Linked DNA regions of Homo sapiens: region 2 is linked to region 1. Evidence: chromatin loops called from intact Hi-C (ENCODE). Cell type or tissue: IMR-90. All regions are shown on one strand. Links, peaks and the distances in the headings refer to the core of each region. The heading gives the core; the rest is flanking DNA. Region 1 holds the start of CCL26 (C-C motif chemokine ligand 26). Region 2 has its middle 17 kb from the start of RHBDD2.

What was found. Peaks named below come from ENCODE experiments on the same cell type or tissue, not always from the same donor. Only the 100,000 strongest peaks of a DNase experiment are listed, where the experiment ranks them.
Region 2: a loop joins it to region 1, with 12 times the contacts of the local background. A loop is called at or near these places in 2 of 110 quality-filtered maps.

Annotation. Positions count from the first base shown.
Region 1 is chr7:75,769,279-75,774,767 of GRCh38, forward strand. It overlaps CCL26 (C-C motif chemokine ligand 26), which reads right to left and starts at 2,933. Exons shown (of 3, transcript NM_001371938.1): 1 at 2,826-2,933; 2 at 2,611-2,725; 3 at 260-511. The coding sequence starts at 2,898. The coding sequence ends at 415. RefSeq lists a silencer at 3,453-3,747. In IMR-90, for the core only: no CTCF peak of the experiment used is centred there; DNase peaks (open chromatin) are centred at 2,173 and 2,973.
Region 2 is chr7:75,859,075-75,864,331 of GRCh38, forward strand. No RefSeq gene overlaps it. Among named protein-coding and RNA genes, the nearest start is that of RHBDD2, 17 kb to the right of the region's middle. In IMR-90, for the core only: no CTCF peak of the experiment used is centred there; a DNase peak (open chromatin) is centred at 2,737; H3K27me3 peaks cover 149 bases.

The DNA of each region.
Region 1 (5,489 bases), core at 183-5,182:
AGAACTTACTTTTCCAAATAAACTAAACTTTTTTCTCTAAATAATGTTAAAAAATTCACCAAGCATTTTACCAAAGTGTATTAAAATTACCCTTGCTTTTTTTTGCACAAACAAACAAAAACCCACGGCAGAATTCCGTATCGGGGTCTGCCCGGGGGTTGGGGACCTCCCAGGCAACCAGCCATCCATATTGAATCAATTTTCTTTCCTTAAAGAAAACTCGGGTTTTATGGACAAAAAATGTTATGAACAAGTCAACTCTATGAACAACCTTTATTAAAGTAACTCTGGGAGGAAACACCCTCTCCTCCCCAGCGGGTCCATGTAGCCTTCAGAAAAGATTCCGCAGGCTCCCCAGAGGGCTGCAGAGCCAAGAGCGGGGTCCAAGCGTCCTCGGATGAAAATTCAGCTGAGTCACAATTGTTTCGGAGTTTTCAGTAAAGAAATGTATTTTTGCACCCATTTTTTCCTTGGATGGGTACAGACTTTCTTGCCTCTTTTGGTAGTGAATCTGTGAAAAAGAGACACGGATAAGTCAATATTGAGACTCTTTGCCTCCTGGGGTGGGATAGAAAGGGAAGGAGGGGCAGCTCTCTCACTAGTCTTCTGGCCTTGCCACAAACTTGTTGCTCTCTGTCCCTGTCCCCTCTTCTCCTGGGCCTTGTCTCCCTCCTCTTTCCTATCTTGATTTCCACTGGAAACTATGCCTCCAGACCCACCTCTACCAGGTACCATTTACCGTTTTCCACCAGTTCTAGCCTGCAGCATGTAACCTGCACCAGGACACTTAATTTTTTTTTTTTTTTTTTGAGACGAACTCTCACTCTGTTGCCCACATTGGAGTGCAATGGCATGATCTCAGCTCATTGCAACCTCCATTTCCCAGGTTCAAGTGATGCTCCTGCCTCAGACTCCCAAGTAGCTGGGATTATAGGCACGCATCAGCACACCCAGCGAATTTCTGTGTTTTTAATAGAGACAAGGTTTTGCCATGTTGGCCAGGGTGGTCTCGAACTCCTGACCTCAGGTGATCCGCCTGTGTTGGCCTCCCAAAGTGCTGGGATAACAGGTGTGAGCCACCACGCCTAGCCTTTATTTTGTTTTATTTTTTATTTTTTTTGAGACGGAGTTTCACTCTTGTTGCCCAGGCTGGAGTGCAATGGCGCGATCTCGGCTCACCACAACCTCTGCCTCCCAGGTTCAAGTGATTCTTCCGCCTCAGCCTCCCAAGTAGCTGGGATTACAGGCATGCGCCACCACGTCCAGCTAATTTTGTATTTTTAGTAGAGACAGGGTTTCTCCACGTTGGTCAGGCTGGTCTCGAACTCCCAACCTCAGGAGATCTGCCCACCTCAGCCTCCCAAAGTGCTGGGATTACAGGCGTGAGCCACCACGCCCGGCCTATTTTATTTTTTTTGAAACAGTTTCTCTCTTGTCACCCAGGCTGGAGTGCAGTGGCGCGATCTCTACTCCTGCAAACTCCGCCTCCCGGGTTCAAGCGATTCTCCTGCCTCAGCCTCCGGAGTAACTGGGCTTACAGGCCTGCGCCACCTCACCTGGCTGATTCTTTCATTGTAATAGAACAGCTTTGTTGGGATATAATTCACACGGCACATACAGTTGACTCTTGAACAACACGGATTTGAACTCTGTGGGCCCACTCATAGGCAGCCTTTTGCCAACCAAAGGAGGATAGAAAATACAAAACTCGGTGATGCAAAAGCTGCATAAATTCAGGGGAAATTGTATGCCAAAATCCTGGCACCAATCCCCTGTGGTTACTGGGGGATAACTGTAATTCACTCTTTTTTTTCTCTTTTGTTAGGGATGAAGTCTCTCTGTGTTACCCAGGCTGGAGTGCAGTGGTGCGATCATACCTCACTGCAGCCTTGAACTCCTGGGCTCAAGCGATCGTCTAAACCTCCCCACCATGTACAACTCCACCAATTTAAAGGCTATAATTATAATTCAATGGTTTTTAGTATAGTCATAGATTATGCAACCATCACCACAATCAATTTTAGGATATTTTCATCACCCCAGAAAGGAACCCTGCACTCAACATGTCATTTAATTGTTAGCCACATTTTCAAGGTTATTCATCATAGCTGATGATTCCTGAGCTCTTACTTCACTGTGAGTTTATTAAAAGTGGGGATTGGCTGGGTCCAGTGACTCACACTTGTAATCCCAGCATTTTGGGAGGCTGAGGCGGGCAAATCACATGAGCTCAGAAGTTTAAGACCAGCCTGGCCAACCATGGTGAAATTCTACTAATAACACAAAAATTAGCTGAGCATGGTGGCATGTGCCTGTAATTCCAGCTACTTGGGAGGCTGAGGCAGGAAAATTGCTTGAACCCGGGAGGGGGAGGTTGCAGTGAGCCAAGATCGTGCCATTGCACTCTAGCCTGGGCAACAAGAAAGAAACTCCGTCTCAAAAAGAGAAAAAAAAAGTCAGGTTCTACCTGAAGCTCAGAGTCACACTTGTTAGTGTGCAGAGGTGGGGTTTCCAGGTTCCCATCCCAAGGCTCATCCTGGGGGTCTGCCCAGCACCCATCCTGTTGCATGACTGATGGGGCCCCAGAAAGTACGTCCGAGAAATACTCACATCACAGCCCGCTGGGAGCAGCTGTTACTGGTGAATTCATAGCTTCGCACCCAGGTCCAGGGAAGGGGCTTGTGGCTGTATTGGAAGCAGCAGGTCTTGGATATGTCACTCCCACCTAAAAATCAGGGAGAGGAAGGGTTTGGAGATACTCATTTCCATCCACTCCCAGGCGGTCCGGGAAGGAACCCCAGGAGGGGAATGGGCCAGCTACGTACGTGTGGCAGTTCCAAGGTGGAGACTCAGGAGGGAGGCCAGGAGCACAGCAGAGGCCAAGGAGAGGCCCATCATGATGCTGCAAATCAGGCCCTTCTCAGGTTTCTCCCAAACTCCTCCTGCCTGATCCCCTTTTATGAGACTGAGACGGCCCTGAAAACAATTCCAGAGAATTCTGTGGTTGGGAACAGAAGCAGCACTTTTGACCCAACAAAGGAAAAGTAAACTAATACTCATAGGAATGAAATTAGACAGTGAAGAAAGATAATCTGGCACTGGGCGTGGTGGCTCATGCCTGTGATCACAGCACTCTGGGAGACCGAGGTGGGCGGATCCCTTGAGGTCAGGAGTTCAAGATCAGCCTGGCCAACATGGAGAAACCCTGTCTCTACTAAAAACACAAAAATTGGCCGGGCATGGTGGCAGGCAACTGTAATCCCAGCTACTCCTGAGGGTGAGGCAGGAGAATCACTTGAACCTGGGAGGTGGAGGTTGCAGTGAGCTGAGATGGCACCACTGCACTGCAGCCTGGGCGACAGAGTGAGACTCTGCCAAAAAAAAAAAAAACAAACAAACAAACAACAAAAAAAAACAAGTGACAGATGGTAGAGATCCCTTTATTGAATTCCATCAACAGGGACAAAAAAAGAAGAGAATTTGGGAGAAGAGCAGGGGCAGGCAGGCCCCAGGGAGTCTGGTTCCCAGTGCTGTTGGCTGAGTCAACACTTTCTTGTTTAAAAAGAAAAAGCAGAGGAAATTAAGTAATATTCCAGTGAACTGAACTAAGTTACTTTATAGCACAATTGGTTGTTGAAGATAGGTTTCTGGCTCTTGGGCAAAGTTTTGTTTCCTTTCTAAGCATTGCTTATCTCTGTGTGGAGCTCTGGATGGTCTCAAGATGTGATCATAGAGTAGCCCAACCTCGACAATGGATATTTAAAAACAGGGTCCAGGCAGGTGCCAGCCCATCTTCTTGGGGCCACACCTGTAGGGCCAGGGCTGGCTGGGGGCATTTGAGAGATCTAACAGATCCCAAACCTGACAGATCATCACAATCACCCGAGGCTTAAAACAAAACAAAACAAACAAACAACAACAAATAATATATATATATAGTGAGAGAGAGGGCCTGGTCAACATGGTGAAACCCCGTCCCCACTAGAAATAAAAAAATTAGCCAGGCACGGTGGCGGGCACCTGTAATCCCAGCTACTAGGGAGGCTGAGGCAGGAGAATCGCTTGAATGCAGGAGGCAGAGGTTACAGTGAGCCGAGATCCCGCCATTGCACTCCAGCCTGGGCGACAGACCAAGACTGTCTCAAAAAAGAAAAAAAAATAGAGATGAGGTCTCTCTATGTGGCCCAGGTTGGTCTTAAACTCTTGGCTCAAGTGACTGTCTCACCTTGGCCTTCAAAAATGTTGGGATTACAGTGAGCCACCACGTCTGGCCATACCTGGTCAATTATTATTATTATTTTGTGTGTGTGTGTGGGGCCAGTCACAGTGGCTCACGCCTGTAATCCCAGCACTTTGGAAGGCAGAGGCAGGGGGATCGTCTGAGGTCAGGAGGTTGAGATCAGCCTGGCGAACATGGTGAAACCCCGTCTCTACTAAAAATACAAAAATTAGCCGGGCTAATTTTGTGGTGGCTCATGCTTGTAATCCGAGCAACTTGGGAGGCTGAGGCAGGAGAGTCACTTGAACCTGGGGGGCAGAGGTTGCAGTGAGCCAAGATCGTGCCATTGCACTCCAGCCTAAGAAAAAAGAGCAAAACTCTGTCACAAAAAAAAAGAAATTTGTAGAGCCCAAAGGTTGCCAGGCTGGTCTCAAACTCCTGGCTTCAAGGCGATCTGCTTACTCCAGCCTCCCAAAGCACTGGGATTATAGGGGAGAGCCACCACACCTGGCTTCAGCCAAATTTTTAAAAGAACTTAACAGAAGTTTGTGATAGTCAGAGCTGTTGTAGGTGGGAAGAGGATAGATGGTGAGTTGCCTGTCACTCAAACCAGGCACAACAGTCTGGATGATCATGAGAGGGTGGTTTGTTTTTGTTTTTGTTTTTATTGAGATGGAGTTTTGCTCCTGTTGCATACGCTGGAGTGCTATGGCACAATCTCGGCTCACTGCAACCTCTGCCTCCCAGGCTCAAGCAATTCTCGTGACTCAGCCTCCCAAGTAGCTGGGATTACAGGCATGCGCCATCACGCCCGGCTAATTTTGTATTTTTAGTAGAGATGGTGTTTCACCATGTTGGTCAGTCTTGTCTCGAACTCCTGACCTCAAGTGATCCACCTGCCTCAGCCTCCCAAAGTGCTGGGATTACAGGCATAAACCGCCATGCCCAGCTGTTTGTTTGTTTTTTTGAGACAGAGTCTTGCTCTGTCATCCAGGCTGGAGTACAGTGGCACAATCTTAGCTCACTGCAGCCTCCACCTCCTGGGTTCGAATGATTCTTCTGCCTCAGCCTCTGAGTAGCTAGGATTACAGGCATGCACCACCATGCCCGGGTAATTTTTGTATTTTTAGTAGAGACAGGGTTTCACTATGTTGCCCAGGCTGGTCTCGAATTCCTGACCTCAACTGATCTGCCCGCCTCAGCCTCCCAAAGTGCTGAAATTGCAGGTGTGAGCCACCCCACCCGGCCTATTTTTTTTAATTAAATAAAA
Region 2 (5,257 bases), core at 258-5,257, 90 kb after region 1:
TTCGGTCTGGCTAAAGGTTTGTCAATTATGTTTATCTTTTCAGAGAATCAATGTTATGGGTTAAATTGTGTCCTCCAAAAATATGTGTTTGAATTCTAGCCCCCAGAATATGCAAATGTGATCTTATTTGGAAGTAGGGTCTTTGTAGATACAACCAAGTGAAGATGAGGTCATAGTGGAGTGGAGTGGGCCTTAATCCAGTTACTGATGTCCTTATAAGAAGAAAGAGGCCGTGCACAGTGGCTCACACCTGTAATCCCAGCACTTTGGGAGGCCAAGGTGGGCGGATCACAACGTTAGGAGATCAAGACCATCCTGGCTAACATGGCGAAACCCCATCTCTACTAAAAATACAAAAAATTAGCTGGGCACGGTGGCGGGCGCCTGTAGTCCCAGCTACTCGGGAGTCTTAGGCAGGAGAATGGCGTGAACCTGGGAGGTAGAGCTTGCAGTGAGCCGAGATCCCGCCACTGTACTCCAGCCTGGGTGACAGAGCAAGACTCCGTCTCAACAACAACAAAAAAAGAAATGTGGACACAGACACACAGTGGAGAATGCTGTGTGAAGATGGAAACAGAGAACGGAGTGATGCGTCTACAAGCCGTGGAATGCCAAGAATTGTTAGCAAACGCCAAATCTAGGAGAGGGGCATGGAACAATTTCTCCCTCTGAACCTCTCCAAGGAACCAACCTAGCTGACACCTAGATTACAGATATCTATATAACTGTGAGAAACCTAAATTTCTGTTGTTTTAAGCCGCCTGGTTGGTAGTAAATTTTTTTTTTACAGCAGCGCCCTAGAAAACTAATATGCCAATATTGGTTTCATTCATCTTGTGTCTTGATTTCCTATTCTCTACTTCATTTATTTCCACTCTAATATTTTTTTTTTTTTTTTTCAGATGGAGTCTCACTCTGTGGCCCAGGCTGGAGTGCAGCGGCGTGAACTCAGCTCACTGCAACCTCTACCTCCCAGGTTCAAGCGATTCTCGTGCCTCAGCCTCCTGAGTAGCTGGGATTATAGGGGCATGCCAGAACCCCCAGCTAATTTTTGTATTTTTAGTAGAGATGGAGTTTCACCATGTTGTCCAGTCTGGTCTTGAACTCCTGACCTCGAGTGATCCACCCACCTCAGCCTCCCAAAGTGCTGGGATTACAGGCATGAGCCACTGCACCCAGCCTCTGAGCACTGTTTTTAATACATTTTACAAATTTTAGTATATTTTTAAGCATCTGGAAGTATTTTATAATTGCTTTTTTTATGTGTGTGTGGAGACAGTGTCTCACTATGTTGCCCAGGCTGGTCTCAAACTCCTGGGCTCAAACAATCCTCCCACCTTGGCCTCCGAAAGTGCTGGTAAAAGGTGTGAGCCACCGCGCCCAGCTCTATTTTCTAATTCCCTTGGTGATTTCTCCTTGGATCCATTGGATATTGAGAAGTGTGTTGTTTAATTTCCACATTTTTTTTCTGTTATTGAATTCTAATTTCATTTCACTGTAATAGGGAGAACATACTTGGCATGATTTTCTTTTTCTCTTTTTTTTTTTGAGACGGAGTCTCGCTCTGTCACCCAGGCTGGAGTGCAGTGGCGCCATCTCGGCTCACTGCAACCTCTGCCTCCCGGGTTCATGCCATTCTCCTGCCCCAGCCTCCCAAGTAGCTGGGACTACAGGTGCCCGCCACCAAGCCCGGCTAATTTTTTGTATTTTTAGTAGAGACAGGGTTTCACCATGTTAGCCAGGATGGTCTTGATCTCCTGATCTTGTGATCCACCCGCCTCAGCCTCCCAAAGTGCTGGGATTACAGGGATGAACCTCCGCGCCCGGCCAATTTTCTTTTTCTTTTTGAGGCAAGGTCTCACTTTGTCGTCCAGGCTGGAGTGCAGTGGTGGGGATCTCGGCTCACTGCAACCTCTGCCTCCCAGGCTCAAGAGATTCTCCCACCTCAGCCTCCCTAGTAGCTGGGACTACAGCCATGTGCCACCACAGCTGGCTAACTGTTTGCTTTTTTTTTTCTTTTTTTTTTGAGACGCAGTCTCGCTCTGTTGCCCAGGCTGGAGTGCAGTGGCGTGATCTTGGCTCACTGCAACCTCCGCCTCCCTGGTTCAAGCAATTCTTCTGCCTCAGCCTGCCGAGTAGCTGGGACTACAGGCACGTACCACCACACCCGGCTAATTTTTGTGTTTTTAGTAGAGACGGGGTTTCACTATGTTGGCCAGGCTGGTCTCCAACTCCTGACCTCATGATCCGCCTGCCTCGGCCTTCCAAAGTGCTGGGATTACAGGAATGAGCCACCGCGTCCGGCCAACTGTTTGTATTTTTAGCAGAGACAGGGTTTTGCCATGTTGCCCAGGCTGCTGTCAAACTCCTGGGCCCAAGCAATCTTCCCATCTTGGCCTCCCAAAGTGCTGGGATTATAGGCACGAGCCACATCATTTCAATCCTCTTACATTTATTGAGATTCACTTTATGGCCTAATGTGTGTTCTGTTTATCCTGGAGAATGTTCCACGTATACTGGAGAAGACTATATAGTCTGCTGTTGTTGAATGTTCTATCTGTGCCTGTCAGGTTTAGTTGGTTGATAGCGTTGTTCCAGTCTTCCATAACCATGCTGATTTTCTGTCTAGCTGTCCTATCCATTATTGCAAGTGGAAGTACACACACTAGTGGAATTACCCACAGTAGTGGAATTACTAGGTCATATGGTAATTCTATGTCTTAGCTTTTTGAGGAACTGCCAAACTGTCTTCTGTAGCAGCTGCATCATTTTACGTTTCCATCAGCAGTGCAAAAGGATTCCAGTCTTGCCACATCCTTGCCGGCGCTTGTTATTTTCTGTTTTTTTAAAAATATGTCATAGCTATCCTAATAAGGTGTGAAGTGGTATCTCATTGTCTTTTCAGTTTGAATCTCCTTAATGATTAGTGATGTTGAGCATCTTTTTATGTGCTTATTGGCACTTGTCTATTTTCTTTGGAGAAATATCTATTCAAGTTCTTTGCCCAATTTTCTTTCTTTATTTCTTTCTTTCTTTTTTTTGAGACGGAGTTTCGCTCCTGTTGCCCAGGCTGGAGTGCAGTGGCATGATCTCAGCTTACTGCAACCTCCACCTCTAGGGTTCAAGCGATTCTCCTATCTTAGCTTCCCAAGTAGCTGGGATTACAGGCTTGGGCCACCACGCCCGGCTATTTTTGTATTTTTAGTAGAGACGGGGTCGGCTATTTTTGTATTTTAGTAGAGACAGGGTTTCACCGCGTTGGCCAGGCTGGTCTCAAACTCGTGACCTCAAGCGATCCATCCGCCTTGGCCTCCCTAAGTGCTGGGATTACAGGCGTGAGCCACCGTACCCAGCACCAGTTTTCAGTTGGTTTGTTTGTTGTTGAGTTGTAGGAATTCTTTATATATTTTGGATTTGATTTGTAAATATTCCCTCCCTTTCTGTGGGTTGTCTTTTTACTCTCTTGATAGTTTCTTTTGATGCACAAAGGTTGAAAATTTGGTGGTCGGGCACAGTGTCTTACACCTGTAATCCCAGCACTTTGGGAGGCCAAGGCAGGAGGACTGCTTGAGCCCAGGAGTTTGAGACCAGCCTGGGCAAAATAGTGAGACCTTGTCTCTATTTAAAAAAAAAAAATTTTTTTTAAGTTTTAAATTTTGATGAAGTTCAACTTCTCTATTTTTTCTTTTATTGCCTTTTTATGGCTTTTGGTGACACATCCAAGAAATCATTGCCAAAGCCAATGTGTTTTCTTCTAAGAGTCTTATAAGTTTTACCTCTTATATTTAGGTCTTTGACTCATTTGGAGTTAATTTCTGTATATGGTGTGAGGGAAGGGTCAAATGGCATTTTTTTTTTTTTTTTTTTGCATATGGATATCCCACTTTTCTCAGCACCGTTTGTTGAAAATGTTGCCTTTTCCCCATTGAATGGTCTAGGTCCTCATGTCAAAAAGCAATTGACTTTAAATATGAGGGTTTATTTCTGTGTTCTTTCTTCTATTCCATTGGTCCACATTTCTGTCCTTGCACCAGTTCTGCACCATTTTGTCACCTTGAATCACTTTGAATAGACTCACTGCTCTTTATTTTTTTTTTTTTAGACAGAGTCTCGCCCTGTCACCCAGGCTGGAGTGCATTGGCACTATCTCAGCTCACTGTAACCTCTGACTCCCAGGTTCAAGCCATTCTGCTGCCTCAGCCTCCCAAGTAGCTGGGATCCAGGTGCATACCACCTCACCCAGCTAATTTTTGTATTTTTAATAGTAACGGGGTTTCACCATGTTGGCCAGGCTGGTCTCGAACTCCTGGCCTCTCGTGATCCGCCTGCCTCGGCCTCCCAAAGTGCTGGGATTACAGGTGTGAGCCACCACACTTGGCCTAAATAGATTAATTCTCAATTATCCTGCTTCTCTGCCCCCATGCCTTCCCTGCCCTCTCAGCTTCCCTCAATCTGTCCTCTCCAAAATGCAATGGTACCTTTCCTACCCCTACTCCAATGCCAATCTTCTTCTCCCTCTAGCTTCCCCCAAACTCAAGGGCACGACTATTCATGTAGGAGTGCTCCTTGATTTCTTTCTTTTTTTTTTTTTTTTTTGAGACAGTGTCTTACTCTGTCACCCAGGCTGGAGTGCAGTGGCACAATCAGGGCTCACTGCAGCCTCGACCTCCCGAGCTCAAGCAATCCTCCCACCTCACTCTCCCAAGTAGCTGGGACTACAGGTTCATGCCACAATGCCCTGCTAATTTTTGTACTTTTTGTAGAGATGAGGTCTTCTATGTTTCCCAGGCTGGTCTCAAACTCCTGAGCTCAAGTGATCCACCCACTTCGGCCTCCCAAAGTGCTGGGATTACAGGCATGAGCCATCGCACTCGGCCTGATTTCTCTCTTTCTCTTACCCCCATACCCACTCCATCAGCCACCTCATAGGCTCCACTTCCAGGTATATTTGAAATCCACCTGCTTCTCCCCTCCTCAGCTGCTACTCCCCTCATTCAACCATGGTCATCTCTTTCCAGGATTCCTGCACCACCTACAGAAAATGGTGAGATGAGCCAGACAGGTAGCTCATGCCTGTAATCCCAGCACTTTAGGAGGCTGAGGTGGGTGGATCACTGGAGGTCAGGAGTTCGAGACCAGCCTGGCCAACATGGTGAAACCCTGTCTCTATTAAAAATACAAAAAACTCGCCGGGCATGCTGGTGGGCACCTGTAGTCCCAGCTACTGGGAGGCTGAGGCAGGAGAATTGTTTGAACC